Regions from separate parts of the Homo sapiens genome. Here regions 2, 3 and 4 are each linked to region 1. Evidence: chromatin loops called from intact Hi-C (ENCODE). Cell type or tissue: Calu3. All regions are shown on one strand.

Region 1 (8,000 bases):
TTCAATGAGAAAAGGGAGGTTTTATTCAGTCTTATGGATTGCTAATGGTAGCCTAAATATAAATATAAATTATCATAGTAACCATATAAATATAACTTAATATCATATTAATATCAAAACTTTTGAAACTAACAACCATAGATATTCTATGTCCATGCAGGGAATATTGAATTGTTACAACTTCTGGTACTATTCAAAATAATAATGAAATTCTCAACTTGTTTAAAGTTTTCAGCAAGCTTGCTAAGCTTTATAAAGTGGACTCTTACATATTCCTAATTGCCAATTATTTTTCCTCTCTTTCTGCCCAGTGCATATTCAATATAAAACTATGCTTTTAATTAACTCCTTCTCAGTAAATAGGTATTCAAATGCACATTTTGTGCATCAGAATCACAATTAAAGCTGTAGGGTTTGTTTTTGCAACGTTATTCTAATTAAAATACTTTTAGCTGTATTTGGCATGCATTAAAATGTCAAGTAATTGACAGCCCATAAGTGAAAAATTGATCCAATTATCAAGCCAACTAGGACTTTCTTTTTTTTCTTTTTCAACTGCTGAGATTTATCATGGCCATTAGAATTACAGATGTTTATATGTTTGCTTTTAGTAATGGGAATTCATTTAACTTTGCTATGCCCTCGGTGTTGTTTCTGCTCTTCAGTGGGATAGACAATTCGTCAATCTTTGAAGTGCACATTTAGAAAAAGCCTCCCAAATCTCTCTTCACATAGAGTAGATAATCACGCTTTCATTGGAGTTTAAGGAATAGATTTTTCTTTTCATGTCTCCAGATGGGCCTTTTGATAATGAGTCACAGAGGAACACAGCTTGTCCTGAGATATAGCTTCTACACAATGTGTGTGTGTTTTAAATTAATAACATACATCTTTAACGAATTAATTAATTTAAGTCACACAAATTGAGTAAAACAAAAGGAAATACAACAAATGTTATTTTCTAATTGCAGCCATTTGTTTTCTCTCTCCTGCAATGTAGTAAAAATATTTAATTTTCTCAATAAAAGTCAACCAAATAATCTCCCCATATATTAATTTTATATTTGCTTGAAAGATACTTAATTTAGAAAGATTACTAATTTAAAAAAATTGGGGTATTAATATTTACTCAATTATTTATATTGAATTTTTGGATCAGTATTATAGGGGTAGTAATATATATTGTTTATAAAGAATCTTTATCAATATCTATTAACCAATCAGAAAAAAAGTCATTTCAGAGTATAAATTACAGATATTAATTTATCTGGGTCTATAATTGATAAATACAATTGGAATAAATATCAGCTGATTTATTTGTTATGAATATCATAGACATATTTCAATGATTGCATTTAACACATTCTCAACAAATATATTTAAAACCTAAACAAGTTTTATCTTACTCAAGGTTTCAAAATAATATTATCTCTTAAAGTAAAGTCAAAGTCCTCAGCTTAATGGCTTGCGTTTTTCATCACTAGACCCTCTACTCATCCAAACACATTCCTGGGACTCCGGATCTAGACCACCCATTAACATCCCACATTCTTGATTAAGCTCACCTCTTTGCTTTTTCCTCTGCCATTTTCTTATTTTCCAGTTGTCTTCACTCTACCTGTTCACACTTCCAAGAAGACCAAGCTCAAAACTTACTTGCACCAAAAACATTTTTTATGAACCTATTTTAGGAGTAGTGCTTCTTTTAAACTTCACAGAAGTCTTACAGTGTGCTTCACTGTGAAAAATTGTATGTAAAGTCGATTTTCATTATTCATGGTAATTATGTTCTCTAAAGTCACCGTGAACACTGAATTAGCAATAATTGAATCATTGCTTCTTTGTGAAATAAAGACGAAATTGAGAGTTAGGTTTCTGGAAGCCTCTGGTACATAACATTGTCTTTAACCAATAAGTTGTAATCTTGTTTTATGTATGTTTCTGTTTTAAGACACATTATTGAATATATATTGTTGATTCATTATGCTGAATTCATGGATAACAACACTATACTTCGTGACTGAATGACATTTACCTCACACAGGTATTTTTTCCTAAGGCACATCAGAGCTGTTTCGACACTTAGGAACCTTAGACAACACTACAACACTAAGCTTGGGGGTTATTTTATCACGTTAGACAGTAAAATCACCAAGAAAAGGCAAACAAAATGAGAGTAACATGGTACTAAATGAACATTTTAAAAGGGCATGTTCTACCATATGAAAGCTGAAATAAGATGGCAAAGCAATGCCTTATTCAACCTCAGCCAGGATCATGTGCATTGGTCAACTAAAATTTTTCATCACAAGCAACATGCACATGATCCAAATGACAGTGAAAGCCTTGGGTATTGATTTGGATCTACAAATAGATTTTAATGAATAGGCAAATTCACAAAAATGAAACCCCTAAATAATGAGGATTACCTGTCTATTTCTTAGTTTCTTCCACATATTTTTTGTCTTCAATATGTTCCCCCTAACATTAATGAGAATCCATTGTGATACCTTCAATACATATTTGCTGAATGTGGAAATAAACCTGATTTTGACACAAATTGTATCACAAGTGTGAATATTACTATCCAAATATGTTGATTATGCAGTCTCTGGCCTTATCTGGAAACATGTAGTTAGAGGTCTCCAAGTAAAATTCATATAAAATGTAAAATTTACATATATAGGAATAAGCCTAATACTAACAAGTGATAATGTTAGAGGAAAGCAGAATATTGTATCAGTGTTGGTAATATAATCCTGGAGTAGCTTACAGGACGGTAATAGACAGGCAAGTATAGCAATAAAGCTCTGGAAATTATCTACATTTGTGTTATATTGGGCTTGCAATTAGGGCAGCTACAATATAAAAGAGTGGCTGTTTAAGAGAAATTTTTTTAAGAATCGATTTGAAACCTTTTAAGACAATTGTTTTCATATATTAGAAATAAAAATAATTTATATTCCAGTCTATATATAGCATATGATAGGATTTAAAGATTATTCTGCAAATATAGAAACATAACACGAACCAAGGCAACAAAAGAGAATAACATCAAAGCTGATTTTTATTACTAGTGAAAAACCATAATAATAATAAATGATATCTATTTTAAAAATTCAAAAAAGAGTTTTGCCTTAAAGAAAACGAATCACATTTAAAATTTTTTTAATCTTCTTGCTGAATTCCTTGATTTCTACATATGACTATGTCTTTGAGGAGTATAAATGGAAATAGCAGATGTTAGTAAAAACGACTATGACTTCACAAGCATCTCAAACAAAGCTAACAAAGTTCCCAAGTCCAAAATAATTGCTTATTTGTGTGAAAAAGACTCTGAATCACACATGCATCCTCCTCTCATCTGTATAAACTAAAATGATCCTTCATAGCTTGCTAAACATTCAAGAAGCTGCCAAATTGGAAAGGAAGTGGTTTTGCTTTAATTGGCCCACGTTTTGTGGGATTTTTGTTATCCTTAACTAAATGCAGTGGACAATTTTCATGAAACTAACTTTTTTAAGTCTCAATTATGTCACTTTCAAATTTGGCAAAACACTGTCTTGTTTCCTGTTTAATTAATGCATATGTTCAAATTGTTCATAGAAAAGATTTATATTTTCCTTCCTTTGGTAATTAATATATAGCACAATCTAATGACTGTAGTAGAATATTCCCCAACCTTCCCTATGCTGATATTGATATTAGCATAGCTGGTTTATAACATATCTGAAAAATAAGCTGATCTTTATTTCAACTGTTTCTCTGTCCATAGGGAGGAGCCATTGCCCTTCAGGACGAGAAGAAAACATGGTTATAGAGAAAGCTGTCTCTTTGTTTCTATTTCCATCTAGTATCAGGCCTTTATGGCTCTGGATCAAAATACATTCTAGAAAACATGGGTGTTTTACCTATCTTTGTGTTATTACAAACACTGTTCATCATAAGCAACTGTACAAAGCAGTTCCTTTTCAGTGGAGATGCCTCTGTCTCTAACATAATGTGTGGTACAGTAATATAACTATTTCAGAAATAAAAGAACCAAATTAAATTACATGGCTTTTGTATGTTTGTTGGTTTTTTAAAAAACTGAATAAAAATGTTCACTGGAAAACCATAGGCCAAATTGTCTTTAACTCTTTCTCAATTTTCAGATACTTCTTCAACTCTATAAATATGTAAGCATTAAATATGTTTAGATAAACTTTGTTAAAGCATTTAAATATTTGATGGGTTGCAATAATTATAACTGAAAAACATGAAATATTTGAGAGTCAGTCATATCCTTATTGACCATACAAAATCTAAAATTAAATTTAGTTTTATGTACTTACAATCAGTAATTACATGTTTGATATGATTACTTAGAAAATGATCTTTTGATCTTCTTGTGGAAAACCAGCTATTGTAAGAAACATGATGCAAAGAAATAAACAATGGTGCATAAAAGAAGAACAATGAATAAAGCCAATACAGAAAAATACTAATAAATTCAATACACAAATATTAAAACACTCAGGCCCAAGTTCTCCACAGAATTTAAAAGCAGTATCACTTGTTGAAGGGATAGACTTTTAGTTGGTCCATGAAGCAGCAATTAACAAAATAAATGTATTGTCAGTGATCTGCTTTGCAGTTCTTATTACTGTTAAGTTAAAATAAAAATTTTTAAAAACTTTCAATTTTAAAAGTGTGTCCATATTCTAATTTAGTAACTGATAAAATGCAATATTTATTCAGTGCCTACCATGTGCTAACTCACTAAGCTTTAAATTCATAATCACCTTTGACTCCTTGAATAAATCTATGAAGTAAAAAGTATTTATTTTATTATTATTATTATTTTATTTAGAGACAGAGCCTTGCTCTGTCACCCACGCTGGAGTGCAGTGGCACAATCTCAGCTCACTGCAAACTCTGCTTCCCAGTTTTAAGCAATTCTCCTGTCTCAGCCTCCGGATAGCTGGGATTACAGTTGCACACCACCACATCTAGCTAATTTTATTTTTTTCTTTTGGTATTTTTATTAGAGATGGAATTTCACCATATTGGCCAGGCTGTTTTCAAACTCCTGACCTCAGGTGATCCACCTGTCCCGGCCTCCCATATTGCTGGGATTACAGGCGTGAGCCACTCCGCCCAGCCTATTTTTATTTTATAGTCTTAAAAATTTCAGGTTTAGTGAGCACAAACAGTTTAAATAGAGGTATATGGAATTTTCAAATGTGGATTTATATTACTTCAAAGTTTGGACTGTACCCATTTGAAAGTATTTCTCCAATTAACTGCATCCAATCTTCAGTTCTCAGACTTCATATGAATTGACCTGTAAGGAAATTTGACAGTTGATCATTCTCTCTGGAAACACTTTTTTCACTTGACTTCTAGAAAACCACAATCTCCTATTTTACTCCCATCTTACTGACTTCCAGGAAGGCAAGGCTTTTGCCCATTTTATTCACTGCTAGACCATTAGCACATAGAGCTAAGTATAAGAAGCACATAAGTAGAAACCAAATGCAAGCCTTGAAATAAAAGCAATTTAAATTTAAAGAAAAAATGAAAATATAGTTCTTAAAAATTTTAACATTTAATAAAATAGTATATTAGTGAATCTTGAAAAATATATAGCTTTTATATATATATATATACCTTTCTGTATGAGAAAGGCTACTTAAATCAATTTTAGATTTTAATCGTTGTTTTAGTTAATGTACATATAGTAGATGGCATTGATGCAGAGCTATAGAAACTTGATACGCATTTTTCTCTAAAAGAAAACATTCATTTACTAATAGATGGGTCCTGAAAACCTACTATCCTAGGCTCTGTGAATATGGCACAGGCCAGCATTGGCAAGGCTATTGTAGATTGGGTAGTCAAAAAGAAATGTATGAAGAAGCTTCATCTGAACAAAGACTTTACTGATGAAAAGGTCACTGCCCTGGGTATAACTGAGAAATGAGTGTTCTAGGGAACATCAAGTGTGAAATCCCAGATAGGATTTAGTAATGAATTTGCTAGCAGAAGAGGGAAGAGAAAAAGGGCAGTCAACTGCCTGAGTCACCAGCTCAGTGGGCTTTGTGGCTGTGCAATTAAAATAATGTTGAAGCCACTAACGAAATATGATAGACTAGCTGAGATGCAGGGTTAGGACAAAAGTTAAAATTCAAAATAAGTTAATTTTGAGATGCTTAAATAAGTCTCTATTTCAATGTATGTGTGTGAGGCATAGACAGATAGGGATAAAGATATAAATATATACAATTGGGTATCAATGGCAGAGAGATGATGTTGAAAGCCATGTGACTGAATGAGATCACCAGAGAGACCATACAGATAAAACGTACAAGGAGACAGACGATGATTGAGCCCTGGGACAGGTAACATTTAATAGCTATCATGTAGTGTTATAGTGTTATTTTGAGGAGGATTTTGTTTACTGTAAAAGTGCCACAAACTGAAGCAACCACTAAAAATATTTTTTAAAAAAAGTGTAATTGATATACTAAGAGAGGAGAGAAAATAAAAGTATGTAAAATGATCAATGAAAACCAAAGAAGAAGAAAGCGGAAGACAAAACAGAGAAAAACAACAAAGACAATGAATAGAAAACAGTATCAAATACGGTAGATATTTATTCAACTATATTAATAACCATTTTAAAGATAAATAGCCTAAATACTAATTAAAATAGACTATAAGAATGGGTTTAAAAAAACCACAACCCAGCTATTTGTAATCTACAAGAAACCCACTTGAAATATAAAAACACATAGATCTTAAAAAGTAAAGGGAGAAAGATGAACTATGCTATGCTATCACTAATCAAAAGAAAGCTAGAGTAGCTGTATTAATTTCAGACAAAGCAAACAAGAAAAATGTTCAAGAATGAAAAGGGGCATTATGTAATAATAATGAGGTCAATTATCCCAGAAGATACAACAATCCTTAATGAGTATGCACCAAACAACAGATTGTCAAAATACCTGAGGCAAAAACAGATAGAACTTCCGGGCAAGTCAGCACACGCCTGCAATCCCAGCACTTTAGGAGACCGAGGTGGGCAGATTACAAGGTCAAGAGTTCAAGACCAGCCTGGCCAACACGGTGAAACCCCATCTCTACTAAAAATACAAAAATTAGCTGAGCGTGGTGGCACGCACCTGTAATTCCAGCTACTCGGGAGGCTGAGTTGGGAAAATTGCTTAAACCCGGGAGGTGGAGGTTGCAGTTAGACAAGATCGTACCACTGTACCCCAGTCTGAGCCACAGAGCAAGATTCCATCTCAGAAAAACAACAACAACAACAAAACCAGAACTACAAGGAGAAATAGATGAACACTGTATTAGAAAAAAATAAAAAAGAAAAGTCTAAAATTAATAATATAAACTTCCATCTCAAAAGGAGGAGAGCCATATAATTCCAAAGTATAAGAAATTACAAAATAAAAATTAGGACAGAAATTTATAAAATTGAAAACAGAAAATCTATAGAGAAAATCAATAAAAGTAAACACTGCTTCTTTGAAAAGATCATTAAGTTTAATAAGCATCTAGCCAGATTAACTAGGGAAAAGGAGAGAAGACACATTACTAATATGGGAAGTGAAAGAAGAGCCATCAGTACTGTTTCCATGAATATTAAAAAGATGTTAAATGAATATTATGAACAACTCTATGCCCACAAATTTGATAACAGAGATGAAATTAACCAATTTTTAAAAAAGATACACTGTACCAAAATTCAAAAATAAATGGATAATTTCAACAGGCCTGTATCTATTAAATACATTTAACTCATGATTAATAACCTTCCAAAACAGAAAACACCAGGCTCAGAATGTTCACTGATGAATTCTACTAAACATGGAGATGTTGTGGGGAAATAAGAGGTGAAATTTTAAAGGCACCAATATAATTTTTAAATGAATATTGTCATTCATGTCACGTGGACCTAGAGAAAATTCAGAACACATTACAAAGAGATGAGAGTGTGG
Region 2 (8,000 bases), 230 kb after region 1:
TCCAAAATGAGGATTTTAGTCAACATTGATAGTGGAAGTGAAAGGAGTGTCTTTGTATAAGCAAAGAAAAGATGTTCATTCCTCTAAATTCAAAAGGATCTAGTAAAAAAACAAATGTTTTAACCCCATCAGTCCAATATTCCCCACCATAGCTCTGCGTGTCTTGCTCTCTGTTGAAATTTCTTATGGGAGTCATAATAAATTCTGATGACTCACACAGAATAAAAACAAAGAAAACATTTTATACACTTGCAGTAAGAGTTTCCTTACTCTCCTCCTACCAGAGAAAGCAATCATTTCAAAAAAATTTAAATAATTAAAATGATTCTTTGAATGATTTGTATTGCCTTTTTAAAAAAACACAAGCCAAGTTTTTCTTATATATGAAAGAAGAGGTAAATGAACACAGAATAAACTCGTAATTTTAGAGCAGAGAGCAAGTTTAGGAAAAGTAAGTTTAATCCTTTCATTTTACAGATGATAAATTTTGCTAGCTAGGAAAAATGTTTCTCTACTACACACCTAGTGTCAGAAATAGGTCTTGAGCCCATGACTCTTGTTCTGTTTTTGTTACATAATTGCATCAAACATTCTAATCTAAGGTAGGGGTTGGCAAACTGTAGTCCATCAGCCAAATCTGGCTTGCCACATGTTTTGGTGATGTTTATTGGAACACAGCTATGCTTATTTGTTTGCATACTGCCTATGAGTACTTTCATGAGACAATGGCAGCGTTAAGCAGTTGCTACAGAGCCCATATGGCCCTTACAACATAAAATATTTCCTATCTGGCTCTTTACAGTGAAAGCTTGCCAACCTCAGGTATAAACCACAGGTATCTCTTATAGTCTTTCCTCAGTAGTCTATTAATTTATTTTTCTTGCAACTACCCACTTTCCAGCACCATCCACATTTTCCTAACAGAATGCATGCCATGAAAAGGAGGAGACAAAAAACTTCACCTTCCAGAAAAGATTGCTCAGCTTATATCTCACATTATTCAATTTTTATTGAAAAAAATAAATTTTCTAAAGTAAATTGCTTTTAAGACCTTTCCAGAAGCCACTAAGAAAACACAACATACTGTCTTAGTTGGATAATGGTTAACATTGTAGACATCATTGTGATTGATGCTGGTGTACACAAGCAGTACCAAAAACAATTGGTAATGTGGAGTTTGTTGCAGAGACTGGCTTCAAAGCTTTGGTAAAGGATCTGTAAGCTAAGGCAGACATCTTCAATATTATATACTTTTGTGTTGATTTCTGATTACCTTTGTGATCACACTTTGCAAGCACAATTATCTTTGAAATTTTGTCTGAGAGTTCTCTGCTGAAGATCTTTTCACCATCTGAGTTGATAATGGTGACCACACTGGCTGGACCACCAAAATTATACTGCCAGTGAAAAATAAATAAACAATATTTACATGGGTACTCTCAAAGAATAAAGTAACCCTGATAGTTAACTGATTATCCTGCATCTGTAGAAGAAATGAGAGAGTAAAATGAATGATAATTATCACATAGGAAAAAATGTGAGACTTAATAAAATAAGTTAGCTTCGCAGCTTATAGAGATAAAGATGAAGGTGTTAAGTCAAGGAAAAATAACATGGAAAATAATAAGCAGAAATAGATGATAAAAGGAACTGAGAAATATAATGTTCATTTGAACCTTACACTCTGACGACATAGACATGAAGAAAATGGCAAATTCAGCTGTAGCCTCACATGAGTGGAAAGACAACTTGATGTTCTGTATTGCTAAATGGGGTTCCGTTGTCGTTGAGGATGTTGGTATTGATCCCCTGATTGACTCCCTTTGAAGCTACTGAGGATAAGCAGAATAGCAACCTTGAGGTGTACATGTAGCTACAAGAAAATTATTCTGAGGTATCTCAACTTTGACTATGGTATGACAGACTCATAGATGCTTTCTCTTAATATTTTCTGACAAATGCTTCCACAAAGTAGGGCTAGGGGGTACATTTAAAGAAATTCGAGAAGTGATATGAAATTCTTTCGGCTGACAAAAGGACAATGATGAGAATAAATTTTATAAGATATATCCAAATACCCGGAGCTAGGATTCTAGGCAGATTCCAGCGACTGATGACACTTATCTGAGTTGATGCGTAGAGTCAGGTAATAGGAAGACAGCCCGGTCAGAAAAGCATCATGTACAAAGGAGGCCCAGGTGATTCTGATGAGCAACTAGGTCTGGGAGTCATTGAACAGTGTTTTGATCAATAAAGGATTATAGGTTTTAGAGTTCTCAAATAATGTACAACTTACCAAATGTGTCCAAGACACTGAATTTTATATTTCATTATATGTTCAAATTAAAACTCTCTTTGAATTAATTTGGAAATAAGCTCCTTTCAAGACCCTGTCTGATGTTCATAAAGCCTGGTTGGGTCCAAGCATATCTCTAAATTAAACGATCCCATTTCCTATCTACACACTGGGGACCAGCTCATCTTGTTTGCTTCATCCTTTGTAAAGTCATTTTTCCCACTTTTACTAAAAGCTACAGCTGTCTTCCTAATTCTTCCCAACTCCTTCCTTAATATGATTAGTAGAAACTTTCAACCCCTGTGTTCATGCTCCTCAACAGGCTTACAAAGGGATTTTTACTAGGGAATTGTCCCCTGGATGAGTTTTTCTGCCTAGTCTGAGTATTAGCATAATAGTATAATTTTAAAATAGATGTGTTTACTCTAGCTCTAGCCACTTTTAAGTAACTTATCCAGTTTCTTCTTGGAATGAAGAAACCAAGGGTAAAATAAAATAATAAAAGCAGAAACAAGAAACAGAATAACATAGGAATTAAATAATTTTTTTCTGAACATTGGCAATATACCTGCATATTTGCTTTAAAAAACAACTCTCTTAACATTACCAAAGGGAAATGAACCTTATCATATATCTGACTAATAATATGCAATGTAAAATATGAAATAAAATATTATAATAGAATTTTATATTTAATCTCCTGCCTTTTGTTTATCCATTGAAATGCTTTTATATTGACTAAATTTTATTTAGAAGCCCTTCTCCTGGAACTTCAGCTTTTGTGGCTTTTACAACATGTGATGTAGTGAGCCTCAACTTCCATAAGGTGGCATCAACCCACTAGAGTGAGTAGGACACAGCTTATTTTATTTCAGGTGACCTTGGACCTTCAACTTTCAATTATTCCTAAAGTTGTTTACACAAAGAGAAAATTCAAAGACATTTTAAAAGACTCCTTCAGATCTAATATCTTCTGACTTACAAAAAGAAAATTTCAAATATCCAAATCTGTTCTGAAGATGCTAAAGTTCAAGTGTACAATTAAAGTTTATCTGAATCTCTCTAGTCTTCCTTGGACTGTAGACTCGGACTTGAAATCCTGCAGGAATTCTATGCTTCTGGGATTTCTGGCATTTTGTCTTTTGGGTTGTAGTCAAATGCAGAGTCAAATATATCATGCAAATAGTAATTTTCTTAGTTTTCTTATACAGCAAGGAAAGGTGAGAAATGAAGAAGCATGCACGATATTAAATATTTATTATTTTACCTTTTTTACAGGTTGAATTAAATTTTATTTAAAAGTAAAAATAATAGAAATAAAATAATGCTGCTTCTTGAATTAATTCTGTATAAATATCAAAATCTCTTTAAAAATGCATGATTAAAATAATCAAATAAATGTGATATTGAGCTGCATAATCCTCATAGGATAAAGGGGGCAGCTTAAATGAGTTTGTTAATAATAAATGAAAGGGAAAAAGAAAAGCTGCACTGAGCTCCATATTCACTTATTAATGAATCTTAATATTATCGCTTATTAATGAATACTAACTAGCTTATATAACCAAAAAAAAAAACAAATGTAATTTTCTTCAGTATATTATTAGGACACAATACAGTATGTTTCACCAATATAAATGCATTTATATTCTCAGCTATAATTTCAAAAGGCCATTTCAGAGAACACTGTTACAATTAAATATGAGGAAACCTGTTCAGTTCTCAACTCCTAGTACCAGTTATCTCTGAAGAAGTTCTTGTAATATGAGAAATAATGACCTAATATTGCAATAAAAGCAAGCCTTAAGCAGTTTTCTTAACTCTGCTTTTTACTGGCTCGGTGACATAGTATAAGTCATTTAATCTCCCTACATGTAGAATGGGAATTTACTCCTTATTCTCACTTTACAGCAATGTTAGGAGGATTAATTGGATAATGAATCTAAAGGCTCCTAGGCTCAGTAAAGAAAGACACAAATGCAATGTATTATTTGCCAGTGAAAGAGTCAATGAGGAAGCACTTTTCTTACTAATCAAAATTATTCCTAGCAAGAGAGTGAATGTTAGCAAGTAAATTAAGACAATTTTTGATAGAGTTTCTAGTCTCACATATCCTATGGCAGCAAGCTAGGAGAGCAAACAAAGCTCTCAGACAATTTAAATATATTCCTCTCATTAAGAAAGTGGGACCACCTCAAAGGCATAAGTGTTTTCCATAGTGATTTCATAAAGTCATTAAAGCATAAACTTTGAGATAGTTGGACCAGACCTAATGAAAGACACATGTTCAATAATAGTAAAAAAAAAAATAGTGGTCATTCAAATGAGGGTTTCTTCTTGTGTTAGCTTTGCATTGTTTTCTTAGAAAAAAGACCACACCATGGCAAATGATTTTAAAAGCAATGTAATGAAAAGCTATCTAATTTGGTAGCAGGTATAAAATATAATACCCAGAATTAATGATAAAAGGGAATACCTGTGAGCATTCATAAGAATATACCCATCGTGGAGTTATTGAAATAGAATTGGATTGGGAGTAAATTACCTCAGGCTGACCTTTTTGACTGTTTCTCCTTAGGGATTTTTGACCTCAAATTAATTTTTTTTTTTTGCAGTAAGAGATCTGCATTATATGTAGGATGTTTTCTAGCTGAAGGACAAATAATTATAATTTCCATTTAGAGAGCTTGAATTACAACAAGGGCTATTTTCTTGACCAATAGAAAATGAAACCAGCTCTGCCTTTGGTCCCGATGTCAAAGCTCCCAAGTGTGCCTTTGCCTTTTTTGGGAATCGCTGTATATGATGAGGTTTAGTGGACTGTCTAACTCTCAGTGGTGCCCCATTCAGTCTTATGTTGACTTTAACCACTCTTCAAATGTGAAATCAGGTTTGCGGCAGGATTTCTGAAGTTGTTCTATAAAACCAGCAACTCTCATCCTGACACTCTTTACAGGTAGTCTATGAAAATAGTTAATTAATACATTAGATAGTAGAGTTCTTACAACCAAATACTGCTTAACTTTACCTTTGAATAGTTTACCTGGTTTATGAATTGGAAGCATTAGCAATCATTTGCCAACGTCCTTCCATCAGTATGATTGATGGCCTTGTGGTTAACCATCTTTCCTCTTTCACTCTGTGTTATTGGATTGTAGCAATTATCTTGGTCTTTCAATTATAAGTCCTAATCGAATGATCTGATTTCTTCTGAGGACACTCAGAGCCTTTTCTCAGTCAAGTAATTAATTTAGTTTTAGACACATACTAGATATATTCACAGGGAGCAGATTACCCATGGTCATCCAGACAAGAAAAAACAAGTACATACGTATTGCAAGTGCTCTAAGAAAATTATATTTTTGTCAACTGATAATTTCAATTTAAAAGTAATAAAATAGTTAATAAACTATGTATCATGTAGTTAATTATAAATACATACTTTTAAAAGTTGATTATATAGGGTAACTTTTCTTATAATACATGTAATTTCTTGTTAAATTGATAATTATTCAACAACTAAATCTAATTTTAAAGTTTTTAGAAAGTAGCCAGTGAATCAGGGAAAGGTTTTGGATTAATTTGATGATATCATATATATTTTACATAGATGAGGCAATATTTTTTCTGTTTTTTTCCCATTTAATGTTTCGAATAATAAAGAAAAAAGAGATGTTTCTTTTAAATGCTTATTTTAAATCAGGGAAGATTTTTAAAGATTTTTGTTAACCTCACTGTAAAACTTTCTTCTATTTATACATAAATTACTGGCAGTTTAATTCTCTCTTTTTAACATTGTTGGAAACCTGTACATATATTTCTTCGACTAAATTTTTTTACTTTGAAAAATCTACCACAAGGTGGCAGTCAAGAAAAGTCTTTTAAATTTCATCTTGGAACATAATTTATGAGGTGAAGAAGTCAGGTTCATGTGAAGAGTTATCATACACCTGACATGTCAGTGGCCAAACCAGTACATAAAAGCTGATGTGCACTTCAATTAAAAATCATAATTATTCATACAGAGAAAACAGCAGGCTATGAAACTGAATGCTCTGGAATTGAGCCAGAAATCTTAGATGGACATCTTGACTTTAACAGTGTGAGCCTTGGCAAATCACATTAATTAGGGAATTCCCTAATTCCCTAATGTGTCAAGACACATTCATTTCTTTGTGCCAATCTAGCAGTCATTTTAATATCATAATGAAAAATAGCTATCTGAGACATTCAGCTCCAGCTACCTCCAGGATGCTATAGGAAGAAGCAGTGCTGAAAGAAGCTTTCAGTTTACAGCAATTCAATTTACCTCACCTAACCTCCACTTTCAGAGATAAAGCAGATAAGAGCATTGTGCTGGACACACTGGAGTATACACGGACAAACAAAACACAAATCCTTGGCCTCAAGGAAACAAACAATCAAAAACATAGGACAGACTAATATGGATAAGAAGGAAGTTTTCAGGAATTTCTTCACTAATAACACTTTCAATTATAAGTCCTAATTTGATGTACAAATATCAAAAATACATAAAAATATCCAAATTTCTCAGACTAACTGGAAGTAATATTTATAATTTCTATATTTTACATTTAATATTGAAACAATATCTAATTCATTTGGTAATATTTTATTTAAAAGTCCATAATATTGACTTGTGTGTACCGTGTTTAGCACGGGTTTATAATTCACTGCAAATATGGCAGCTTGTGTTTCTTATTTTACAGAGTTAAGTTTCTTCAGCAGTAAAACTACTGTCTGTATATTGCTTATATACAGAAAATTTGTCACCATACATTTATTAGTCATAGCAAAATGCCTGTACATAGCAGGTGTTCCACAAATATTGGTTACCTTACTGATAACCAATGTAGTTGAATATTTGCTATGTTTTCAACATATGATCTCATTCAATCCTCTATTTTCTTTATTGTGCTAACGAGAAAACTGGGACTGAATTTATTTGATTTCCCTAATGCCATATAATTTACAAGGGACAGGGACAGGGACAGGATTCCAAGCTGAGCCCACATGGCTAGAGAGTCTATGGTCTTAGCTATCACGTGAAGATGCTTCTTACAAGTTGATAAGGTTTAGATTTTTGTTCCTTCCAAATCTCATGTTGAACTGTAATCTCCAGAGTTGGAGGTGAGGCCTTGGGAGGTGTTTGGATCATGGGGGTAGATCCCTAATGAATGGTCTAGTGGCATCCTCTTGGTGGTAAGTGAATTCTCATCCTGAGTTCACATGAGAGCAGGTTGTTTAGAAGTATGTGGAACCTCCCTCCCCTCTTTCCTCCTGCCTCTCGCCATGTGACACATTGGCTCCCCCTTTGGCTTCCGCCATGATTGTAAGCTTCCTGAGTTCTCATCAGAATCAGATGCCAGCACCATGCCTCCTGTACAGCCTGCAGAACTGTGAGGCAGTTCAACCTCTTTTCTTTATAAAGTACCCAGCCTCAGGTATTTCTTTATAGCTATGGAAGAATGGACTAACACACAAGTTTTTGTCAAACTATCTTCACAGAGATGTTAAGGATGTGTCTTTTCTTTCATTTGAACTAGTATTGAGCCATGCAAAGCCCTTTTAACTTTAATATAACAGAACTCATGTGAATAAGTGTTTTGTTCCTCACACTAAATTGATACAGAACTAAACTTTTATCTCTAGTCCTGAAAATATCCATGGACAATGGTTATTG
Region 3 (8,000 bases), 710 kb after region 1:
AGTAACCGAATCTTAAGCTAATTACCCATTATGCTCCTATCTCAGTCCATTCTTGCTGGTATAACAAAATATCTTAGACTGGGTAATTTCTAAACAGAAATTGACTGCTCAGAGTTCTGGAGGCTAGAGCATCCAAGATAAGGTACCAGTAGATTCGGTGTCTAGTAAGGGCTTACTTTTTGCTGCAAAGATGATGCCTTCCAGCTGTGTCCTCACATGGCAAAAAGAGTCAATAAGCTCCCTCAGGCCTCTTTTATAAGGGCACTAATTCCATTCATGAGCATGGAGTCCTTATTACCTAATCACCTCCCAAAAGCCCCACTGCTTAAATCATCACCCTGGGGTTAGGCTTTTACATATAAATTTGAATGGACACAACATCTAGATCAGAGCATTTCTCTCCTTCCCCCCAAAATTCATGTCATTCTCACATGCAAAATAAATTCATTTCATCCCAGTAGCCCCAGAAATATTACCTCATTTTAGCATTAACTCAAAAATTTAAAGTCCATTCTCATCTGAATATCATCAAAATCAAATATGAGTGAAACTCAATACAATTTAGTCTGAGTCAAATTTTCTTCCAGCTGTGGGTCTGTGAAATCAAACAATTTATACATTTTCAAAATACAATGGTAGGATAGGCATAGGATAGACCTTTTCATTCCAAAAGGGAGAAATATAAAAGCTGACAGGAATAGTAGGTTCCAAGTAAGTCTAAAACTTAATAGGGGAAAAAAATAACTATTAAGACTCTAGAATAATCTTTGACTAAGTGTCTCACCTTTTGGACATGCTGGAGTAGGGATTGGGTCCCCATGACTCTAGGCAGCCCCACACCCATGACGTTGCTGGTCTCAGCCCGTGCCACACTTTCATAGGTTGGAGTCAATTGCCTTCAGTCCTCCTAAAATGGATGGAGTTGCTTCCAAGTGGCTCCATCAGTGTGGAGTTCTGAGGGTGGCCCCACCCCCACGGTTCCACTAAGCATTACCCGACTGTGGTTTTTCTGCAGTGCTTCCACTTTTGTAGCAGCCCTCTTCCTGGATCTCATGCTTCAGTCTCCAGGCAGCTCCATCCTTCAAAACCTAGGTAAAGGTATCCATGGCTCAAAATTTTCAGTTTTCCTTTGACACGTGAATCACCCCATCCCATCTCAGGGTGCAAATTTGATGTTATTATTGTTAAAGAGGGCATGAGTAATGGGTAAAAGGTTAAATATTAATTAGTATTTATTGAATCAAAGAAAAGAAGGAAGAAAAATAACACTGTTCTAAAAAATAATGAATGATTAAACTTTGAACCAAAATCTCAAAATTTTTATTGTTTCATACTCTACTAGAAGTTATATGAAATCAAGAGAGAGAAACAATTACAGGAATCATGCCTGAAAATTTAAAGAGAATTGAGGTAGTGTAACTACCCAGTAAATTTTACCCAGTAAAAGGACCATTGGTGTAATGTCGGAATAACTAAATATCTAAATATAATCCTTAGCTCTTAAATTTAACTTGTGAGCTATCTTCCAGTTATTAATTACCTTGGCTAACATAAACATAATTTTTTTTTATCAGATAAGGATAATGAGTCTCTCCTTACATTTTAGTTTGGCTAGTTAAGTGGAATCATATTTTGCCAGCATCTAAAATAGTTAATTAAACTAAATGCTAATAAAATATTAATCTATAGGTAATTTACTAAACAAATTGAGGATTTTAATTAGTAGTATCTCCAGTAAATTCATGGGTAACATAAGTTTCTATATTGTAATCTGTTTGACTTAAAGTTATTTGAATTAGGGAGCAATTTTTATTTTTATTACCACATAATCCTGGCATGGTACCTGGAACAAAGTAAGAAACAGACACATATTTGTTAAATATTGAGTAATAAGAAAGTTCATGCTGTTTTACTTTATCATGAGTTTTTTTCTCATTCTTCAAATTTTCACTTAAAAAATTATCCAGTAAATACAGGATGGTCAAGAATATTTCACAGAATTGCCTTCAGTTACATTCATTATTCACATAGCCATCATTTTTTATCATTAGAGACAGCATTTGAGCAGTACCATGAAAGTACAATCTGCAAAATGAGAATTAATTATATGTAATAACAGTTATGTAGATATAATAAAATTTTAAAAGTAAAATGATTCAAATATTAAGATATTTAAAATATCGAAACCTTTGGTCCTTCAATTATTTTCACATAATTTACTTAAATCGTGAGAGGTGGACTTGGGCTTTTACTAGTATTGGTAACTTTAATATATTACTTATAATTTGAGATTTCCCAAACTGCAATAAATGAAATATCTGTTAATAACTTAATTATTGTTTGCTTATATTGAAAAGTTTATTGCATAAAGGAAATCCCACAGTCTGCTCTTGAATTGATGGCAATTATCATAACATTATGAAATTACTATAACAAGAATATACAATTAATCAGTTCTATATTTCATACTAACATGTGTGTGCCCTGATGCATTGCTTTCAGCAATATAGCAGCTGCTCTTTAATGCATTTTTTATGTCTCCAAGTAATTCTTTCATGATGAATTACGGCACATTCAGCCAGAATTAATAATGCACCAACAGCATGTGTAAAAAATTAAGTCAAATTTTTACTGAAGAGTTAAATTTGATTTGAGATTTTAAATTTTAAATTTCAAATATATATATAAAACTTCTCATCTGATCAAAATCCTACCTTGACAATATCTTTAATGGTCAGGAATATTGTAATGGTTAACTGGATAAAAAGTACATATTCACCTGACAAATAAGTAGAAATTACCCATTCGCTACCATAAGTAAGAATTATCATCTTTGAAAGAGCTACCAGAGTAAACATTGTTAAATTTGTCATTTTAATTTGAGAGACTCTCATGTTACACATATTCTGTTATTTATGTGCTGTCCCCCTTACAACCCCTGTCCACCAGTGGAAAATATTCAGTAATTTTATTTTCCTTAGTCACTTTCACCTAAATGAACTCTATGAGAAGAGCCTTGAGTTGAATCATTTATACTGTATTATGAATTAAGTAAAATCAATGTAATCAGCAAGTATTCTTAGAATATTGATGGTTAAGGGATCACATCAGTCTGAGTCCAATCATGACAGAGAAACCACCCAGTAATTTGAACAAGAAAAGTTTATTGTGAAGAAATATTAGCTATACAAAGGAGTTGAAGTAATGAGGCATAGCCTTGTAAGAAGTAGAGAAACACTAAAGAATATTGATAGAGTATATAAAAGAATAGCCACTGTTTCTATGGCTAAAATAGAGCACCCAAGAAAATACAGACCATATGGGAGGACACAGCTATGGCTAAGTTAATGGCAAAGAAATGAGTGGCAGATAATGCAAAACTTGCTGAAGCTATTATCTTGAGCTTGCCCGTATCAACCCACTAGGATAGAGGGGAAAGTTATTTCCTAGAAGGTATCACACTGGAAACATTCTACTCCAAAACCACTCCAGAAGAGGATGTGAGGTAGAAGCTGTTGGCCCTTGAGTGCTGCTGGCTTTTATGTACTGCAGCAGATGGGAACTGGAGAAGCTGCAAGCACTGCACCTGCCAGGTGCGAGAGAAACTGTATATACTGTAGGAGGCTGCTAGGAGAGGACACTGGAATGAGAAGGCAAAACTCTTTCCTTCTGCAATGTCTCTCCAGCACCCTCTACTGATAAATCTCAACATCATTTTCAGCTTGTAAAGCAAAAATATTTAAAGTACAAAGATTCATGTTTATAGAGCAAGCAAAAATTTTGAATTTAGAAGTGAGAGCCAATAAATCCTTAACTGGCAGAGAGTAATAAATGCATAAGGACAATTATTCATGATCCCAAGGCAGTTACATGTGAAAATGTATTTGTCACATTAGGTGATAAGTATTATAAAAAAAAATCTAAAAGTAGGTCAGAGAAGGTGATACGAGTGGAGAGATGGTTCATGGAACACATATGACATAACATGCAGTTGGATGTGTCATACAGAGGGAAAACCATGGTCAAAGCAACAGGAGGAAATGGAAGGGAGTGACTAAAAAGTCCCCATTTGCTGTTACATTGCTATTTGCTTTTTGAGGACCTCTAAATAATGTGATAGATCTTATTTAATAGACAATTGAGATGATAAAGATTTTAAGTAAAGGACTCAGGAATTAAAAATGTGCTCTAGGAACATAATTTCCATATGGCAAACAAGACAACCAAAGCTGTTGTAGTCTACCAGAATTGTAAAGACTTATCTCTTACTATAAAATAGTTTTATTTTCATCTAAATAAATTTATATATGGGAAAGGAAGTGGAGTAGAGAATGAAAATGTAAACAGGTGCTTGGAAGCATGTTGATCCTCCATATCAACATGTAGGTTAGTAGTCCCTGCTCTGCCCTCCACTTGAGAACAGAATTAGCCATGTAAGATAACATATATAGGAATTATTATAAGAGGAAGGTCATATGGGGCTGCAAAGAAGAAAACTATTCATGATCACTCTATAATCGTATGCATCAAAGTTCATATAAATACATATGTGTATATATACATATGTATACATATGTGTCTGTGTGTATATATACATATGTATACATATGTGTATATATACATATGTATACATATGTGTCTGTGTGTATATATACGTATGTATACATATGTGTATGTGTGTATATATACATATGTATACATATGTGTATGTGTATATATATATGTGTATATATATGTGTGTGTGTACACACACACACACACACACACACACACACACATACTCATTGTCCAGTTCCCAAACTGTGGATGTTCAGGCTTCAATTAGCTTTTAGTTAATTGTGTTAATTGTGATGAAGTGCAAAATAAGCTAGTTAATATGGATTCAGGTCTAGACTGTGCTCTCTATTGTCCATGTAATGTTAGGCAATAAAAGTGACCTATAAAATCGCAATTTTAATATAGCACATGATTGCCATAAGAATAAAATATTGTAGGTGAAAATATGTATTAATTGGAAAGTATTATGTATTAAGAAATACAAGAAATTGATGTTATTCTGACCTACTTCAACTTTGTTGAGGCATGCTAGTATTTTAAATAACAAAGATTTATCGCTTAGAGAATCAATTTGTCAAAATTATATCCAGGATATATTTTCTTAAAGCAATTTTTCTCCTAAGTATCCAGGAGGAAATCCATTTTTCCTTTCTGGACTGAACAATGAAGAAAATAGTGTCGAAGTTAAGGTTTTTGACAGGCATTTCACAATCTCATAGAAACCTCATGCATCTTTCATATTTCATCTTATATAACTTATAACTACTCCAATTATATAACTTATAACTACTCTAATTTTTATATTTTTCAAATAAATAGCTTCAATATTTTTATTAAATGATTATACACATCCTCTTTTCCTTTTGTATAGGTCTACTCATTTAAGTGATATTACAAACTACAAACTCATTCTTTTTATTTAGAGATAAGGTTTTCTCTGTCATCCAGGCCTACTATAAATCTTGGTGTATAAAACATGAAAGTCAAATGCTATTTTTTAATTATTTTAAAGATAGGATCTTGTTCTTTTGCCCAGGCTGGAGTGTGGTGGTGCCATCTATCATAGCTCACTGCAGCCTTGAACTCCTGGGCTCAAGGAATCCTCCTGCCTCAGCCTCCCAAGGCTACAGACATGTACTACCACACTTAGCTATTTTTTTTTTTTTTTTTGAGATAGGCTCTTGCTATATTGTCCAGGATGGTTTTCAACTAGCTTCAAATGATCTTCCAATCTTTCCTGTGATTATAGATGTGAGCCACTGTGACTGGCTCAAACACATCCTTAACTTTCCAACATCCCTAATTTCAAGACTTCTTTTAATATATTTTGAATTTTTAACCATATGATTTAATATCCATATTAACATACTTATTTTAGTGTAAGTTTAAATAGATTTTAAAACTCCCTGCTGATAAGCTTACAAAATAAATAAAAGCTCATCAAATAAGTATTATTTTTATAGAAAACTATTTTACATGGGTCACATAGCTCAAGTAATAGAAATTATGGTAATTTCTATTTTCACTAATTTAAAATATATATTCAGCACTAAATTTGCATCGCTGAAGAAGATTGGCAATAATTGTTGTTTTGGACTATGCCATACCAAAAGGAAATGAGCCTTATAATGTTGACCCCTCAAACTGGCATTTCTCTAAGAAGTTAAAGGGGGATCTTGCTAGGATTAGAATAACAAAACGAGACTTGATGCTTGAACCTTATCCATTTTCATACAATGTGCCTCTCAGCAGAATAAATAAAAAAATTGTACCATCTTGCAGAGTGCAAGCTATCAGCAAAATGCAAACTAAAGGTTGAAATATAAAGGCAAAAACTTACCTATATTCATCCAGAATGAGCAAAGCATGTCACAGTGTTTCTGATTTTAGCTGAGGTAAGCTTAAGCATCGCGGGGTGAAGGGTGAATCTGAAATACAAAGACCTAATCAAATATTATGAGAAAGCAAAGACCATAACATAATTGAGGGAATATTACATGGAAATATCAGTGTTTGATGGCATTTAAAAAATATATCTTACTTGATCACATCAAGATGGCAATTAGCTTATCAATAAACTTAGGTCACTGAAACTATTGAACTCTTTAAATAGATTTAGGAATTTTAAAAAACATTGATTTATTCTAGTGATGTGTATCCTTTCCTCATTACACATTATAATGATTTTATCCGTACAGCAGAACATAAGCCTTATTGTTAATTATAAAAGCGATATGTGTCACAAAAGCACATGTTTTTATTTTCCTGAAGCTCTGCAGAGTTAGTTGTATATACCATAATGTTAAAAATGTTTCTCTTAAATTGAGTGTCATTGTTGATTATTTCCACTCACCTTTTAAAAACTCAATTGGAAACTACAGGGATTTCATTTTCTGGTTATGGTAGAATAGCTTATATCAGACATTTCTCAACATGAGAAAACATAAAACCTGGAATAAAAATGAAAACTGCTGTTTGAAGATATTGGAAAGCAACTTAGGCAGTCAGGACTTCAAAGCCTTAAATTCCCCAAAGAAGAAAAACAAAATGAAAGGACTTCAGCCCTGTTTGCCAGTTCTGTTCTGGAGGCATTTGCCAGCTTGTCAGTAGCACAGGGCCCATAAGCCAAGTAAAATGGAGAGGCTCAGAGCTTTTTGAAGTGGCTCAGAACTGTGGAAACAAAAATTAAGAGTTCAAGGCTACCACAATAGCTTGGAATTAAAATATGAAGATCTCAGAGCCAAGGCATCAACAGAAAAGGTGGACCTGACACCATGTGATTCTTTGCTTGCATAGTGGTTCTTAATGTCTAATCTGCAGGGTGTGAGAAGCTAGGCAAGCAAGCTGAAAGTGAGAACTAAGAAGCTAAATTGATAGCAGGGCAGTCTTACAGTACTGAAAGAGAGAGAAAAAAAATGTTATTTAGGTCCTAACTAAGAGGAAGAGCCCTGGAAAATACTCCAGGATTTCAACTGAGACTCATGAGGAGTTATTACTAGACACAGCTGAATAAAATATTAATGGAATGAAAGATAAGTCAGTATATATGTGTGTGTGTATATATATATACACACACAGACGAATACATGAAGTGAAAATGAATAAAATATAGGGAAGAATATAAAATATTCATGGGACAGAATGAAGAATTATAGGATTCCAATTGGAGTCCCAGAAGAAGAGGAAAAAAAAGGAGGCAGTAAATTCTATTTGAAGACACTGTTCAAGATCTAATATTGAAATAAAACGAAACTACAAAAACAGGAAGAATTAATACAAAAAGATCAAACTGAGGCAAACTCTAGTAAAATTACTGATATTCAAACAAATAGAAAATGGTTAAAAGCAATCAGAGAAAAATAGATCCATTATCTTCAAATGAGCAGGAATAATAATGGTATCTGTTTTTAAATAGAAATGATGAAAACCAGTAGATAATAAGT
Region 4 (8,000 bases), 530 kb after region 1:
CAAGGTGACTGTATTCCATATAGGATTTAGGGAAAAACAGGCTGAATGTCAGGAGACTAAACAGGCTGTTGCTCAACTTGACCAAATTTCTGTAATCCCTGGAGAACCTTCCTATCTGCTTACAGATTTGGAAGAAAAAGTAAACCGTGTGAGTCTATATGTCCTCTAAATACTTCTAAATACCCTGAATACTTCAACTCAATGGGAAATATGCACTCTATTACCATTTAACTTAACCATAAGATAATCAGGAACCAGGATCAACTGACAACTGTTATATTAAGAAAAAAAATTTTATCAAATATATTTTCAAAAATATTTTAAAATCTTCATACATAAAAATATTTTAAATGAAGTGTATTAGGCCATGACTAAAATGAGTTTTTTAAAACTATAATTTATAACCACATTCTGTCCTAAAAATAAGAAAATTAAAATCTATGAAGTGGGCTTTTATTCCCAGGTCTGACATGTACAGAGAGTGGCAGTCATCATTTCTGTCATTACAAAAACATAAAGATAAAACCAGATAGACAGACAATATTACTGACTCTACTTGCATTTAATAAAGCAAACCATCACACCAAAATCTGTAGAAATATATTGAATCAGAGATACAGCAGAGATTTGCTTACCTTGAGCAGCAGCTGCTAAGACAATAAACTGGTAGGAAAACTTAAATGGTAATTTTCGACAAGTTGCTCCTGGCTGTGTATGGATTTTAACTTGAGAATGAGAAACTCAAAGTTAGACTTTTGTGGATTTAATCTCTAGGAATCCCACCATATTCTCAGAGTGAAGCAATGAAAAAGATGATCTATAACTGTTTCTGGGGAAGGAAAGAGTACCCATTGTGAACAATGCTGTGCAAGAAATAGACTCGCGGAAGAGGAGTACTTATAAAGTCCAAAGTCAAAGTGAGACAAAAACAAAGACAGCAGAATTTGGAGCCTCTGGCACCAGTAGCTCCACCAAATTTTGAACAGAGACTGATTCTTAGCCAGATAAACATGGGATCTCACACTGAAGTCCTATTTTTCCTATTCCACAACATTGGCAGATTTCAACACCACCACATTATAAGACATGTTTCAAAGCAAGGAAAACACATTTTGAAAAGGTAAAGCAATCATCAAAACCAGACAGATATATGATACAGACATTCAAATTATCATACAAGTCATTTAAAATAACTATGGTTAATATGTTAAGGACACTAATGGAAAAACTAGATAACATGCAAAAATAGATAATATAAGCAGAGAGATAAAAACTCTAAGAAATAGTCGAAAAGAAATGCTGGAATGAACACTATAACCAAAATAAAGAATGTCTTCAATGAACCTGTCAGAAGATGACATGGCAGAGGAAATAAACAGTGACATAAAAGAAGGGACAATAGAAACTTCAGAAAATGAAATACAAAGAGAAAAGAGAATGAAAAACAACAAACATCTCAGAGCTGTGGGACAATTTCCAAAGTTATAATATATACATAAGTGGAATGCAAAAGCAAAAAAGTGAGAGAACAAAGTAGAAAAATATATTTGGAAAAATAATGGCTGAAAAATTTTCAAAATTAATGACAAACAACAAACCATAGTTCCACAAAGCTCAGAAAACAATTAGCAGGACAATAACAAAGAAACAAACAAAAACAAGCAAAACAAACTAACCTAAGAATGTTACAAATAAACAACTGTGGAGAAAAGCGAAGACAAAAGGAATATCATGAAAGAAACCACAAGAGAAACAAACAAATTAACAAACAAAAATACATCTTACCTATACAGGAGCATGGGGAAGAATTACATTGCACTTCTATTCATAAATATTCAAGCAAGAAGAGAGTGATGCTAAGAGAAAAAAAAATCACCTAGAATTATATATGCATCAAAATTATTCTTCAAAATAAATAATAAAGATTTCTTTATTTTCTAAACAAAAATTGAAGGAATTTATTGCCACCATGCCATACCTCCCACAGGAAATAATAAACAAAATTATTTGAGCAGAAGGGAACTGCTATTTTCTTGGGTCTAAGGAAAGGAAGAGTGTAAGAGAAGGAATAAATGGAGTTTTTTTTAAGAATAAAAAATCTTATATGTCTCTTATTATCTTGAAGATAATTGCTTGTTTAATGTAATAATAGTAACAATGTATTTGGTGATTATAGCACATGGATAAATGAAATGACTGACAACAATATCACAAGGGATGTATAAAGGAATTCGATACATTCTAAGTGTAATGTGTATCCTCAGACATCAGCTAGTATCAAATCACATAAAACAATCAATTAAAACCAGAAAGAACAGAAATAGATGGAAGGGAGAGAAACAAAGGAAATGCAAAATTTAGAAAGATTATAAACATGGTAGGTATTAATTATAATATATAATTAGTCAACTTAAATATTACTTGTCTAAGTACACCAATGAAGACATCGTCAAAATGAATGAAAAGAATAAAACCAATTATATGTTGAATACAAAAAAAATGTATCTTAGAGAGAGGTAGAGGTAGAGCAAGATACCTGAATGGAAGGGTTCTCCAATCATCCTCCCCACAGGAACACCAATTTAACAGCTATCTACACAAAAACGCACCTTCATAGGAATTAAAAAAAGCAGGTGAGTGATCACAGTATCTGATTTTAACTTCATATTGCTGAAAGAGGAACTAAAGAGGTTGGGTAAAAGAGTCTTGAATTCTGATGCCATCCATCTTCCATTCCTCAGCAGCAGTCACCTGTCTTGAAGAGATAATCTGTACACTTGGTGGAGGGAGAGCACAGCAATTATGGCGCTTTGCATTGGAACACAGTGCTGCCAACACTGAGCAGAGCTCCACTGATGCCCACAGAGGGAGCATTTAGACAAACCAGAGAAGAACTGCCCATCCCAGTGGCTGGAACCTGAGTTTCAGCAAGCCTTACCACCAAGGGCTAAAGTGCATTGAGGTCCTAAATAAACTTGAACAGCAGTCTAGGACACAAGGACAGCAATTTTTATGCAAGTCCTATTGCTGTACTGGGCTCTAAGTCAGTGGCCTTGGGAGGCACACAGTCTAGTAAGACACAAGCCACGGTGACTAAATCAGTGCTCGCTGCCTATAAGGGAAGGACATGAGCCTAGCTAGCTTTGCCATCTGCTCCATCGCCAACACCAGGCAGCACTGCTTGCATCTCTGAAAGAGACCTCTTCCCTTTGCTTGAGGAGAGGAGATGGGAGAGTAAAGAGGACTTTATCTTGCAACTTGGATACCAGCTCAGCCACAGTAGGATAGGGCACCAGGCAGAGTCATGAGGCCCCCATTCTAGGCCATAGCTACTATACAACATTTCTAGATACACCCTGAGCCAGAAGGGAACCCACTGCCTTGAAGGGAAATCCAGTCCTGGCAGGATTCATCACTTGCTGACTGAAGTCTAAGCTCCGGAAGAATACTCTGGATTACCAGGCAAAGACTCTTTTTCCCTTTCCTTACTCTCTCCCATACAAAAGAGTCTCTCTCTCTCTCTCTCTCTCTCTGTCTGCTGAGCTGCCCGGAGCTCTGGGAGGTATGACACAAGCACCCGTGTGGCTACCACACTTGGAACTGTGCTGCTTCAGACCTGAAGCCAGCACAGCACTGAGTCTCACCCAAGGCTCACTATAACCAATACCTAGCTACCTCCTAGGAGCGCTTAAGGCCCCAGGGCTCTACCGTCTACAGATGGCAAAGTGAGCTCGACTTGTGTCCTTCCCTTCAGACTCTGAATAATCAGCAGCAGTAGCCAGGTAGTACATATCATAGGCCTTAGGTATGAATCTTAGATGTGATGGCTTCAGGAGTGACCCAGCACATTCACATCTGTGGTGGCTATAAGCAAAAATTCCTTTTGCTTGAGAAAAGCAAAGGGAAGAGTAAAGGTGACTTTGTCTTTGCAGCTTAGGCACCAGCTCAGCCACGTGGATAGAGTGCCAGGTGGGCACTTGGGGTCCCAAATTCCAGGCCTTGGTTCTTTGATGTGATTTCTGGACCTACTCTGGGCTAGAGGGGAGCCCACTGCTCTAAAGGGCGAGTTCCAGGCTGGACAGCATTCACCATAAGCTGACTGAGAAGCCCTTGGGCCTTAAGTGAACACTGTGAGCACTGGTGGTTGCCTGGCAGTACCCACTGTGGGCCTGTGGTAATGGTTGACATGGGAAGAGACTCCTCTGCCTGAGGCAAGGGGAAGAAAGAGTGGGAAAAACTTGTTCTCCTCTGGGTGCCAGCTCAGCAGAAGTGGAAAAGATGTAGATTTCTAAGATTTCTGACTCCAGGCCCCGGCTCCTGGGTGAAATCTTTGGTCTCATCCAGGGACTGAGGGAACTTACTGCCATGAAGGGAAGGACACAAGTCGAGCTAGCTTTGCCATCTGTAGACGGTAGAGCCCTGGGGCCTTAAGCACTCCTAGGAGGTAGCTAGGTATTGGTTATAGTGAGCCTTGGGTGAGACCCAGTGCTGTGCTGGCTTCAGGTCTGATGCAGTACAGTTCCAAGTGTGATAGCCACACGGGTGCTTGTGTCACACCTCCCAGAGCTCTGGGCACCTCAGCAGACAGAGAGAGAGAGAGAGAGAGAGACTCTTTTGTTTGGGAGAGAGTAAGGAAAGGGAAAAAGGGTCTTTGCCTGGTAATCCAGAGTGTTCTTCTGGAACTTGTCCGAGACCATTAAGACCATACCTATATGAGTCTGCATGAGCCAAAGTGTTACTGGGCTTGGGGCGCCCCCTAATGCAGGTACAGCTGCAGTGACCAAAAACTTACATCACAACATCTAAGTCTCTTCAAATACCTGGAAAGCCATACCAACGACAGGCATAAACATGCCCAGACTGTGAAGACTACAATACAGACCTAACTTTACAATGCCCGGATATCAACAAATATCCACAAGCATCAAGATCATCCAGGAAAACATCACCTCACCAAATGAACTAAATAAGGCACCAGGGACCAATCTCAGAGAGACAGAGATATGTGACTTCTCAGACAGAGAACTCAAAATGGCTATTTTGAAGAAACTCAAAGAAATTTAAGATAACACAGAGAAGTGATTCAAAGTCCTATCAGATAAATGTAACAAATAAACTTAAATAATTAAAAAGAATAATAAATTCTAGAGTTGAAAAATGCAATTGACATACTGAAGGATACAGCAGGGTCCCTTAATAGCAGAATTACTCAAGGAGAGGGAAGAATTAGTGAGCTTAAAGACAGGCTATTTGAAAATACAGTCAGAGGAGACAAAGGAAAGAAGAGAAAGATCTAAATCTAAGTACAAGAAGGTTATAGAACACCAAGCCGATTTAACCCAAAGAAGACTACCTCAAGGCATGTAATAATAAAACTCCCAAAGGTCAAGATTAAAGAAAGAATTCTAAAAGCAGCAAGAGGAAAGAAACAAATAAAAGCAGACTTTCCAGTGGAAACCTTACAGGTCAGTAGAGAGTGACATGACATGTTTAAAGTGCTGAAGGAAAATAACTTTTACCCTTTGGGCTTCTCCTACCCTTAAGTCAACAGGCTAAGAAGGGAGTTACGGTGTTGGTTGGGGTGATTGACCACACTATCAAGATGAAATCAGTCTATGATTCCACAATAAAGGTATGGAAGACTATGCATGGAATACAGTAGATCCCTTGGGGTGTCTCTTAGTATTGCCATGCCCTGTGGTTAAGGTCAATGGGGAACTGCAACAGCTCAGTCCAGGCAGGGCTATAAATGACCCAGGCCCTTCAGGAATGAAGGTTTAGGTCACTCTACCAGGAAAAAAACCCACAACCTGCTGAGGTGCTTGCTGAAGAAAAAGGGAATACAGAAGGGGTAGTAGAGGAAGGTAGTCATCAATACTAGCTATGACCACATGACCAAATGCAGAAACGGGGACTGTAATTGTCATGAGTATTTCCTCCTTCTTTTGTTAAAAACATGTTTGTGCATGTATACACTTGTACTAAGAAAATACCTCATTGTATTTCCTTTTTCCTTCATCATGTGACATAAGATTTATTGACTTCATATCAGCATTTAAGTGTTATTAACTCTATGTAATAGCATTTGGCTTGGGGATTGGTGCATTTCCAGTTGTACAAAGGATAGTTGTATTACATTAGGCATAATTTTGACCTTATTATTGTCTTTATTTGAAGATTATGTCCGATCTCAGGAGATGTGTATGGGTTCAAGTTGACAAGGGGTCGACTTGTGATGATTAAGGCTGCGTGTCAACTTAATTGGATTGAAGGATGCACAGTATTGATACTGGGTGTGTCTGTGAGGGTGTTGCCAAAGGAGATTAACATTTGAGTCAGTGGGCTAGGAAAGGCAGACCCACCCTTAATCTGGGTGGGCATAATCAGCTGCCAGCAAGGCTAGAATATAAAGCAGGCAGAAGAACGTGAAAAAACTAGACTGGCTTAGCCTTCCAGGCTACATATTTTCCCCTGTGCTGGATGCTTCCTGCCCTCAAACATTGGACTTCAAGTTCTTCAGCTTTGGGACTCAGACTGGTTTCCTTGCTCCTCAGCTTGCGGATGACCTATTGTTTGACCTTGTGATCATGTGAGTTGAATACTCCTTAATAAACTCTCTCTCTATGTATATATGTTAGTTCTCTTTCTCTAAAAAACTCTAATATATGAGGTATTTTATTTTTTGTGTGGCAATTGTGAATGGGATTGCATTCCTTCAGTTTGACTGTTGGTTTATAGGAGTGCCAATAATTTTTGCACGTTAATTTTTTATCCTGAGACTTTGTTTTAGTTGTTTATCAGCTTAAGGACCTTTTGGGCTGAGACTATAGGATTTTCTAAATATAGGGTCATGTCATCTGCAAACCGGGATAGCTTGACTTCCTCCCTTTCTATTTGGGTGCTCTTTATTTTATTCTGATTGTTGTTGTATTCTGTCTTGCCTAATTTTTCTGGCCAGGGCTTCTAATACTATGTTGAATAGAAGTTGTGAGAGAGGGCATCCTTGTTTTGTGCTGGTTTTCAAGGGGAATGCTTCCAGCTTTTGTCCTTCAGTATGTTGGCTGTGGGTGTGTCATAGATGGCTCTTACGATTTTGAGGTATGTTCTTTTAATAACTAGCTTATTGAGAGTTTTTAACATGAAGCAGTGTTGAATTTCATTGAAAGCATTTTGTGCATCTATTGAAATAATCATGTGGATTTTTTCTTTAGTTTTATGTGATAAATCACATTTGCTGAGTTGCACATGTTAAACTAACCTTGTATTGAAGGGATAAAGTCTAAGTGGTTGTGGTGGATTAGCTTCATGAGGTGCTGCTGGAGTCAGTTTGCCAGCATTTTGTTGAGGATTTTTTGCATCAATGTTCATAAAAAATATTGGCATGAACTTTTTGTTGTTGTTGTTGTGTCTCTGCCAGACTTTGGTATCAGTATGATGCTGGCCTCATAGGATGAGCTGAGGAGTAGTCTCTGCTCATCAATTTTTTGGAATAGATTTCGTAGAAAAGGGACCAGCTCTTCTTCATATATCTGCTAGAATTCAGCTATGAATCCTGCTTGTCCTAGGCCTTTTTTGGTAGACTATTTTTTACTGATTCAATTTCAGAGCGTGTTACTGGTCTGCAGAGGGAGTTAATTTTTTCCTTGCACCAAATTATTTTAAGAGTCATTCACTGAGAACTGGCAATTGTTTCAGGAAGGTTGTATATCTTAAATAGTAAAACTTTAGCCATTTGGCACAGTGCCAGAAATTTTAGCACTACATATTATAATTCATTAAAATATTTTACCAATGCCCTAAATATGTAATTTAATATTTATTTATTCATTAAATATTTAATATTCTAATAGTATGTATCACGCTTGTGTTAATAACAATTATTATGAGTTCATCTTAAATGGCACTTTATCATCAGTATAAGGTATTTTTTGAGAGACTATAGGTGCATCACTTAATAATTTAAGGAGTATGACTTTAGTACAGTCATTATTGTCCAGTAG

The links. Peaks named below come from ENCODE experiments on the same cell type or tissue, not always from the same donor. Only the 100,000 strongest peaks of a DNase experiment are listed, where the experiment ranks them.
Region 2: it touches region 1 in a loop (6-fold over the local background); 12 of 110 quality-filtered maps call a loop at or near these places.
Region 3: it touches region 1 in a loop (4-fold over the local background); 4 of 110 quality-filtered maps call a loop at or near these places.
Region 4: it touches region 1 in a loop (18-fold over the local background); 7 of 110 quality-filtered maps call a loop at or near these places.

The regions. Positions count from the first base shown.
Region 1 is chr12:74,642,856-74,650,855 of GRCh38, reverse strand. No RefSeq gene overlaps it. Among named protein-coding and RNA genes, the nearest start is that of ATXN7L3B, 110 kb to the right of the region's middle. In Calu3, no CTCF peak of the experiment used is centred here; a DNase peak (open chromatin) is centred at 3,795.
Region 2 is chr12:74,410,983-74,418,982 of GRCh38, reverse strand. No RefSeq gene overlaps it. Among named protein-coding and RNA genes, the nearest start is that of LINC02882, 120 kb to the right of the region's middle. In Calu3, a CTCF peak has its summit at 6,427; a DNase peak (open chromatin) is centred at 3,112.
Region 3 is chr12:73,931,628-73,939,627 of GRCh38, reverse strand. No RefSeq gene overlaps it. Among named protein-coding and RNA genes, the nearest start is that of LINC02394, 86 kb to the left of the region's middle. In Calu3, a CTCF peak has its summit at 3,677 (motif pointing left); no DNase peak of the experiment used is centred here.
Region 4 is chr12:74,108,658-74,116,657 of GRCh38, reverse strand. No RefSeq gene overlaps it. Among named protein-coding and RNA genes, the nearest start is that of LINC02394, 91 kb to the right of the region's middle. In Calu3, a CTCF peak has its summit at 4,739 (motif pointing left); a DNase peak (open chromatin) is centred at 4,757.